Regions from separate parts of the Homo sapiens genome. Here region 2 is linked to region 1. Evidence: chromatin loops called from intact Hi-C (ENCODE). Cell type or tissue: GM12878. All regions are shown on one strand. Region 1 overlaps PHKB (phosphorylase kinase regulatory subunit beta). Region 2 overlaps PHKB (phosphorylase kinase regulatory subunit beta).

Region 1 (5,000 bases):
TCATTTAGGGACCCAAGTTCCTTCCATCTCTTGTTCCCTAGGAGTTTTCTTAGGCAGGGGAGAAAAGAGTTATTTTTATGTATTTTGTACAAGATGTGTTTTGTTCAATTCAGATTGACAGTCATCATCTCTTCAAACAGTGCTTTTCCCCAATTCTCTCCATTTTGAAATAGATTTACCTTATTTCATATATTTTTTCCTATTTATACATCTCTTAACACTGATAGAAAGTAGTTATCTTTTTAATGCTCTGCCTTATTGAAGAAAAAGCCACCCCTTTCCTAAAATAGTGATCATTTGTGGGTAAAAACTCCAGACATATTAAAATCAAAGAATAAATCTTTTCTCAACTAAACTGTATCTGCCTCCTGCTCAAAATATTAAAATAGTTTGTCCTTGGGGAATTCTCCCTCTCCTGCAGGTGACAAGTGAACCGTATGCAATACTAAAGAACTTTCATCCCAGGATTTCAAGATTTTAGGGAAAAAATGGATAATTTATGTAATTATAATAAAAATTCTACTGAAAATTCACAAACTTTGCCTGACTCAGAATACTAAAGCCAACTAAAAAGTAATAGCCACTTTTCAATACCACTGGATAACAAATAATATAACTTGATTTAAAAATTCCCATAAAAGAATTTTTAAAAAAATTTTAAAAGATTTTTAAAAATCGTAAGTGAGTCAAGTAGAATTTTCATGATATAGTAAAAAGAAAAATATTAAAGTGTTCCCTTTTAAGACTTCCCAGTCAGGCAACACGGGGATACTGAATGAAGGAATTTCAGAACTGGAAAAAATATCCTCAAAGAATGTTATTAGCAGATCAAACACAAATGAATACTAACGTTAGCCCCTAATCTTATCATTAGTAGCTTCATTCCCATGGTGGCTGAGAATATGTGGTCAATAGTAACTGATTCAAAATACACAGATACTGCAAAGAAAAAGGCACGCACCACCACTCCCAGGTAATTTTTGTATTTTTAGTAGATACAGGGTTTCACTATGTTGGCCAGGCTGGTCTCGAACTCCTGACCTCAGGTGATCCACCAGCCTCAGCCTCTCAAAGTGCTGGGATTACAGGCGTGAGCCACCCCACCCAGCCTGGTTGTATATTTCTGACACATGTTACAGAATGTCAGACAGCCATTAAAAGTGTTGTATATAGATGTTTAAATGTAGCAAAATGTATGCAGCATATTAAAGTATTTTTTTTAAGGCAGTTAAAAAACACACTGGGACTCCAGGGTTAATGGATCTTATAAAATGACTGAACTGCAGGATAAAAAGGTTTTCTTTGGCAGTAGGGGAAGGTACAAATATAAAGTTACATAAACAATAATTACTGAAAAACAAACGGAATCCAAATCACGGAACAGCAGAGGAAAGGCCTCAGGAAATCCAATTGTTCACACAAGCAGTAAGAATATTGACAAAACTCATCAAACTTTTTCAGAACTCCGGAAATTCAACAAGAGCATACAACGATCCGAGCATTAAATCAAGAAAAATGGCTGAAACCTCACTAAGTAGAGTGAGCTTTGGGGTATGTGAAATTGCCCTATTCTCAACCCTTCTCCCCAACTCTGTAGTAGGTTTATATATCAACAGCCACAAAATCATAGTACACATGAAAAACCAGCAGACTAGCAACAACATGAAGGAGGAACAGAACAGCTTTAGAACTCCCCCAAATCACCATCTTAGTAAACTGTTACTATTTGAATGTCTGACAGCTCCTTGAACACAGGCATTAAGAGCTTTTCTTTAAATGACCTCAGAGCTCACATAGATGCAAATGGCCTTTTTTCTAGGCATATAAAGGAAATAATCAGTTGCAACCATTTAACACTGCAGCTGCCTAAAACAAATCTTCTTAAACCTGGGGGATGAAGTGTCCACGGGGGCCACTGAAAATCTCCAACATATTCCTGGAAAGTCAGAAAGCTATGCACACACATAGGTGTGGGCCTATAGTAAGTAAAGACCTGAGCTAATACTCCCACACCTCTGGCTGAACTGGATGCTCTACAAAAGCAGGAAGTGAAAGCTCAAGTAGAATTGGGCACTTCCTATGAGAGCTTTCAAGTTATGCCTAACACATACAGTGAGAAACTCTGCAAAGGCTAGGAGACTGATTCGTTCAAAGCATTTAAGTAAATTCCTGTTCAATCATTAACTGACCAGTAAGCTAACTCAGCAAAGACCTCAATGGCCACCTATGACAAAGAATACATAATTCACAGAAAATTTTCAGGAAAGATGCTAAACAAACAGGCAACTCCACAAATATAAACATCAACACCACCACACTTTGAAGTAGGGAGACCTGATTTCTGGAGTTAATATATTATTCTAAATGTCCAGTTTTAACAAAGAAAGATGAGACATGCAAAGAAACAAGAAATTGTGGTCTGTATATCTGAAAAATGAAATTAATAGACACTGTCCCTGATAAAGTCCAAACACTGGACTTACTAGACAAAGACTTTAAATCAAATATTCTAAATATGCTCAAAGGGCTGAAGGAAATCATGTACAAAGAACAAAAGGAACTCCTGAGAAAGATGTCACACCAAATAGACAAAATCAATAGAGACAGAAATTACTAAAAAAAAAAAAAAAAAAAATTGACTTGAAAAGGCAATAATGTGAATAACCATGTTCAATAATGTACAGAGATCATACCAAGGATGTTTTCCCACCATCATGGAATGAAATTATAAATCAGTAACAGAAAGAAATTTAAAAATTCACAAATATGTGAAAATTAAAAACTGTACTACTAAATAAACAATGGGTCAAAGAAAAACTCACGAGAGAAATCAAAAAACACATTGAGATGAATGAATAAAAAAACCACAGAATATCAAAACTAATGGCATGCAGATAAGTAGAGGGAAATTTATAATTGAAAATGCCTGTATTTTAAAAAGAAGAATGATCTCAAGTCAATAATTTAATCTTTTAGCACAAGAAACTAGAAAAAATAAGAGAAAAATGAACCTAAACCAACCAGAAGGAAAAAAATAATAAAGACTAAAAAAAAAATAAATAAAATGGAGAAGAGAAAAATAATTTTAAAAATAAAACCAAAAATTGATTTTTTGAAAAGGCTAACAAAAATCAATAAACCTTTAGCTAGGCTGACCAAGAAAAAAAGGGATAAGACTCAAACTATTAAAGGAAGGATGAAATAAGGGACATTAACATCAATCTTAGAGAAATAAAGAGGACTTAAATAGGATACTATGAACTAATATGTGCCAACAAATTAGATAATCTAGATTAAATAGACAAATTCCTGGAGAAACACAAACTACTAAAACTGACTGAAGAAGAAATAGAAAATCTGAAGAGAAATGGTAATCAAAAACATTTCCATAAAGAAAATCCCAGACCCAGCAAGCTTTACTGATAAAATCTATCAAACATTTAAAGAATTAATACCAATCCTTCAAAAAATAGAAGAGGAAACATTTCCTAACCCATCCTAGGAGTCCATTATTGGCCCTGGTACCAACACCAGACAAAGGTATCTCATCCACATATATAAACCAACAAAACACAGAATGGATATATACCAATATCCATTATGACTATTAATGTAAAAATACTCAACAAAGTATCAGCAAATGAATGCAGTGACATTTAAAAAGGATTATACATCATGACCAAGTAAGATTTATCCCAGATATTTTAGATGGGTTCAAAATAAGAAAATCAATCAATGAAGTAGTATATATTAATTAAATAAAAAACAAAGATCACATAATCATCTCAACAGATATAGAAAAAATATTAAAAATCTAACAACTTTCCATGATGAAAGCACTCAAGAAACGAGGAATAGAAGGAAACTTTCTCAATCTGATGAAGGGCATCTCCAAAAAAACCCACAGATAACATTTTTCTTTTCTTTCCTTTTTTTTTTTTGAGACGTAGTTTCGCTCTTGTTTCCCAGGCTGGAGGGCAATGGCACAATCTCAGCTTACCACAACCTCCGCCTCCCGGGTTCAAGCAATTCTCCTGTTTCAGCCTCTCCAGTAGCTGGGATTACAGGTGTACGCCACCAAGCCAAGCTAATTTTTGTATTTTTCAGTAGAGACAGGGTTTCATCACATTGGTCAGGCTGGTCTTGAACTCCTGACCTCATGTGATCCACCTGCCTCGGCTTCCCTAAGTGCTGGGATTACAGGGGTGAGCCACCGCACCCAGCCCACAGGTAACATTTAATGGTGAAAGATTAAAAGGTTTTGCCCTAAAATCAGGAACAAGACAAGGATGTCCACTCGCAGCCCTTATTTTCAAGATTGTATTGGAGCATCTATCCAGGGAAATTAGGTAAGAAAAAGATTTAAAAGCTATCCATATTGGATATGAAGAAGTAAACTATTACTATATGCAAATGACATAATATTCTACATAGAAAACCTAAAGAACTCATAAAAACGATTAAAGCTTAAACACGAGTTCAAGATTGCAGAACACAAGATCAATTTATAAAAATCAAATGAATTTCTATATGATAGCAATGAACATTCTGATAATAAAATTAAAAAGCTCCATTTAACCTAGTATACAGAATAAAATATGCAGGAAGAACTTAAAAGAATGAAAGAATAATGTATTAAAAACTACAAAACCACATTAGAAGAAATTTTAAAAGACCTATGACACCTAAAGCACAAGCAACAACAAAAAATTAGATAAATGAGACTTAATCAAAATTAATAAAAAGCTTTGAGCTTCAAATGATATTATCAAGAAAATGAAAACACAACACATTCTCTGTTTTCCCCACAATAATATGGACTGCATGATGTTACAGACTAAATTCTTTTTTCATTTTTATATTCTCACTGTTTGGCCCATTATGGAAACTCAATAAATGTTTATCAGATAGTTGTATAATCCATGCAAGGATGCATGACCAAATAGAAACAACTATACATGAATAAACCTGTAAGCCTTAGGTCTCTTTGGCTGCCTTTG
Region 2 (5,000 bases), 51 kb before region 1:
ACCTATGTATTGTCTATAAAAAAGTCCCCTCAAATATAACAATATAGACATGCTTAAAGTTAAAGGATGGAAAAAGATATATCACACAATCAAAATAATGCAGGAGTGACTATATTAATAATAGATAAAGGAGACTTTAGAGCAAAGAAAATTATCAGAGACAGAGAAGGATATTATAATACATAATGAAAAAGATCAATCCACGAAGAAGACATAGCAATCCTAAATGTGTATGCGCCAGAGTTGCAAAATGTGTGAAATAAAACTGACAGAACTGAAAGAATAGACAAAACCACAGTTATAGTTGGATACTTGCACACTTTTCTCCTTTTCTCTCAACAATTGGTAGAACAACTAGACAGAAAACCAGCAAGGATACAGAGGAACTAAATGAGCATTGACATTCAAAATCCTTAAAAACACATTTGCAAACAATATTCAGCAATATGTAAGCTGAATTATCACCATGACTAAGTAGGGTTTACTCCAGGGAAACAAGGCCGGTTCAATAATAAAAACCCAATTAATATAATTACCATGTTAACTGGCTAAAGCAAAACAAAATAACATGGTCATATCAATTGATGCAGAAAATGCATCAAACAAAATTCAACATCTATTTATGACAAAACTCTCAGAAAACTAGGAATAGAGGGAAATTCCACAATTTCTTTAATGATGTGTCTTTCTTTTAATCTATAAAAATTTAAGGGGCACAAGTGCAGTTTTGTTACATGGAAATAGTGCATAGTGATGAAGTCTGGGTTTTTTTTGCTGTTGTTGTTTTGTTTTGTTTTGTTTTTTGAGACAGAGTTTCGCTCTTGTTGCCCAAGCTGGAGTGCAATGGCGCGATCTCGGCTCACCACAACCTCCGCCTCCCGGGTTCAAGTGATTCTCCTGCCTCAGCCTCCTGAGTAGCTGGGAGTACAGGCATGCACCACCACACCCGGCTGATTTTGTATTTTTAGTAGAGACAGGGTTTCTTCATGTTGATCAGGCTGGTCTTGAACTCCCAACCTCAGGTGATCCGCCTGTCTCGGCCTCCCAAAGTGCTGGGATTACAGGCATTAGCCACCACATCAGGCCTGGGCTTTTAGTGTAACCATTGCCTGAATAATGTTCATTGTATCTATTAAGTAATTTCTTATCCTTCAAACTCTTCCCACCCTTCCACCCTCTCCAGGCTCCAATGTCTATCATTCCACACTCTATGTCCATGTGTACACATTATTTAGCTCCCACTTTTAAGTGAGAATATATAGTATTTGACTTTCTCTTTCTGAGTTAGTTTAGTTTTACTAAAGATAATAGCCTCCAGTGTCATCCATGTTGCTATAAAAGATGTGATTTCATTCATTTTATGGCTGAACAGTATTTTTTTGTGTACATATACACATTTTCTTTATCCAATCATCTGTTGATGAATACGTAGGTTGATTCATATCTTTGCAATTGTGAATTATGCTGCGATAAACATATGAGTACAGGTTATCTTTTTGATATAATAATTTCCTTTCTTTTGGGTAGATATCCAGTAGTGGGATTACTGGATTGAAAGGTAGTGCTATTTTAAGTTATTCGAGAAACCTCCATACTGTTTTCCATAGAGGTTGTGTTAATTTACATTCCCACCAACAATGTATCAGTGTTCCCTTTTCTCCAAACCCTTCCAATATGTTAGTTTTTGACTTTTTAATAACAGCTATTCTGACTGGTGTAACAATATATCACTGTGGTTTTAATTTGCATTTCTCTGATGATTAGTGATGTTGAGCATTTTTTCACATGCTTGTTGGCCATTTGTATAAATTCTGCAATTTGATTTACAAAACTTCTACAGCTAACTCTACTTGATGGTGAAAGAAAAACTGAATGCTCCCTCTCAAAACAAAAATGTCTGCTCTCACCATGACTAACATAGTACTGGAAGTTCTATGTGGTAAAATAGGGCAAGAAAAGGAAATAAAAAGAATATAGCTGAGAAAGGTAGAAATGAAACTGTTTCTTTGCAGATGACATATGCTATGATTTGAATGTGGTTTGTTTGATCCTGCCAAGTCTCATGTTGAAATCTGATCCCCAATGTTGGAGGTGTGGCAAGGTGGGAGGTGTCAGGATCCTCATGAATGGCTTGGTGTCATTCCCATGGGATTGAGTGAGTTCTTAGTCTGAGTTCCCGTGAGAACTGGTTGTTGAAAAGAACCTGGCACCTATTATTCCCTCTCTTGTCATGTGATTTCTATACTCCAGTTCCACTTAGTCTTCTGTCCTGAGCTTCTTGTATATACAGCCTGCAAAACTGTGAGCCAAATAAACCTCTTTTCTTTATAAACTACCCAGGCTCCAGATTGGAGGCATTGTTAGCATGCCTCACCCACTTGCAAAGAGCAAAATAACGTGCAGAGATTTATGCTGTAAACTTTTATCCAAGAAGAAACACAGTAACTCAACAGAAAAAATGAAAGAAACTTCAGACACTTTGAAAGCTGTGGGTGGCAACCTACATGGTGAGTCAGGTGAAAATATGTCTCCAGGGTGTGAAAGCGGGGAGACTGCCTCCATGATTACACATTGACACTGGGGAACTGGGCAATCCAGGCCACAGGGGAATGTCTCAACCCTACCAAGCACTGGTGCTGATTTGGTGAGCCACAAGGAGCATATGAGAAGTGATGGCTCATGCCTGTAATCCCAGAACTTTGGGAGGCTGAAACGGGTGGGTCACCTGAGGTCAAGAGTTCAAGACCAGCCTGGTCAACATGGCGAAACCCTGTCTCTACTAAAAATACAAAAATTAGCTGGGTGTGGCGGTGCATGCCTGTAATCTCAGCTACTCAGGAGGCTGAGACAGGAGAATCGCTTGGACCCGGGAGGTGGAGGTTGCAGTGAGCCAAGATCGCACCACTGCAATCCAGCTTGGGCAACAGAGCAAGACTTCACATATAAAAGAAAAAAAAATTGTTTTGCGTGCACTCCCACACCCTAGCAGGGATGGAGGGAAGCCATTGCTGATCCTACTTCATAAGGGACCTCACAGAATTCTGCCAGCTAACTCAGACAGTGGTCACAGGTTGGAAGAAGCTGCCAACTAAAATAAGCAATCTAATCTACTGTGGGTATAAACCCCATTGATCAGAAATGAGAGGTGAGCAGGAAGCAGGCTTTTGCCACAGAGGCAGGTGCTGGGAGCCCCTGCTTTGCAGGCAAACTGGGAGGGGTGTGGCCTGGAAGCCTTGGTCTTTGTCTTGGGCAGAAGGACTTACAACCAGGGGCAGTTTTGCATGCTGAGGGCAGACTGCCTGGGACCCAGCTGTTGCCAGAAGTCTGTGAGTGTGAGACCCAATGTGTTAAGAAAGTGAGAGCTGGGTGGGTCTCACTGCTGCCTGTTACCCCTCTCCCCTCCCTGAGGATTCTTTTATGCAACAGAGGCAGTTCCGCTCCTCCGTGGAACATTACCCCAGTGGCCAGGGAACTGCCCTCGGATCGCCACTGGGGTCACAGCCTGAGTCCACACCTGGTGAGCCAGAGTGAGGACTTGCCTGATCCAGGCCCCACAGGCTATGCCCCTAGCCTAACACCACAGACAGGGACTTTAGGGAGTTCCATGACCCTGCCCATTGCCTGGGATATGAGTGTTTCCCCAGGGTAACATAAGCCAAGTATAAATCCCCAAGGCCACCACTGTAGCTGGCTCTCTCCTGCTAGTGCCACTTCACTGTGAATCCTACTGCTCCTCTGAATTTGTCTATCCTGTGCAGCTGTCTCAAGCCAGTCTGGTATTGGGGGCTGTTTACAAGGGATCTAGTGATGAGAAGACACAAGGGTTGAAGGTACTTGAGCAGAACAAACTTCTGCAATGGGTACGCATCCAGTATGGTGCCCACTCCTACAGCTTAGGACCAGGCAGAAAGGGAAAGGACCTTGTATGAGCAAGATAATGGCCTCAACAAGTCCCTAAATTGTAGTTGGAGGTCAACTGACACAGCCCTCTACAATGTCTGCTAACATCATAACACGGTGCTCAGGAAGGAGAAAACTTTTGCATGACCTCAGCTAACACTATTACTCACACCAATCAGGCTGCTCAGGAGGCCTTGGGCCTGTTCATGTACCCAGTACATTACTACTACATCTGACAATTGAGAAAGCCACTGCACTAAGGCTACTTATAACCAAGGAAATCTTACAGAGTCTATGCCACTCCCCTACTGCCACCATCAGAGTTGGTGCTTGAACCTGCCCTTATGAGATGAGAGGACAGGTCAGCCTTGCCCAGCTCCACCCAACATCACCCATCTCTGGAGCTAAGAGTAGGGACCAAACCATTACACATTCCGCAGACCTGTCCATAGCCTGAAGCACTAAAGAGCTTCTCCAGAGCTTCTCCAGATGGTTGACTATAGATGCTAGTAACCAATTCACCTCAGAAGAAAGAAACAAAATCATAAATAAATAGTCACATCCCAAATAGAGTGTTACAGGGAGAGGGCTGGAGTCCATCGGAGAATTCACTGGAAGAATCCACAACATGCACATAAGAGAAAGTAACAAGAAGCTGGAAGAGTATCAAACCCTGAGAGACTCAAGTATTCTGTGGAAAGGGTATTCTCTAGCCTTTGACTGCTGGTATCCAAACTCAAGGAGAGCTTCGCTGCCCTCATGAGTCCAAATGCTGGAGTGGGCTGCAATCTGGGGACTTCTTGGGTCCTTGCTCACACAAAGTCCCCTCCCTTTCCCTCTGGTCCTGAGCTGTAGTAGCAGGCAACATACTGGGTGTGCACCCATTGTGGATCATTTGTTTTGCTTGAGGACCTTCAGCCCTTGTGTCTTCCCCATGACTATATCCCTTGCCAAGATTCTCCAGCACAGGCCTGGATTGTGGCAGTCCCTGAGGTGGCTAAACCCAGATAAGCAGCTGGATTCACAGTAGTCTGGCCCGCATAGATCACCATTCCCATGGGAATGGGGAGTGCACCACACAAAGGGAACACCCCTTGGGA

The links. Peaks named below come from ENCODE experiments on the same cell type or tissue, not always from the same donor. Only the 100,000 strongest peaks of a DNase experiment are listed, where the experiment ranks them.
Region 2: a loop joins it to region 1, with 2.1 times the contacts of the local background. A loop is called at or near these places in 3 of 110 quality-filtered maps.

Annotation. Positions count from the first base shown.
Region 1 is chr16:47,520,597-47,525,596 of GRCh38, reverse strand. The region is part of intron 6 of PHKB (phosphorylase kinase regulatory subunit beta); the gene reads right to left. Among named protein-coding and RNA genes, the nearest start is that of PHKB, 62 kb to the right of the region's middle. In GM12878, no CTCF peak of the experiment used is centred here; a DNase peak (open chromatin) is centred at 2,066; H3K27ac peaks cover 943 bases.
Region 2 is chr16:47,571,881-47,576,880 of GRCh38, reverse strand. The region is part of intron 7 of PHKB (phosphorylase kinase regulatory subunit beta); the gene reads right to left. Among named protein-coding and RNA genes, the nearest start is that of PHKB, 110 kb to the right of the region's middle. In GM12878, no CTCF peak of the experiment used is centred here; a DNase peak (open chromatin) is centred at 2,048; H3K27ac peaks cover 244 bases.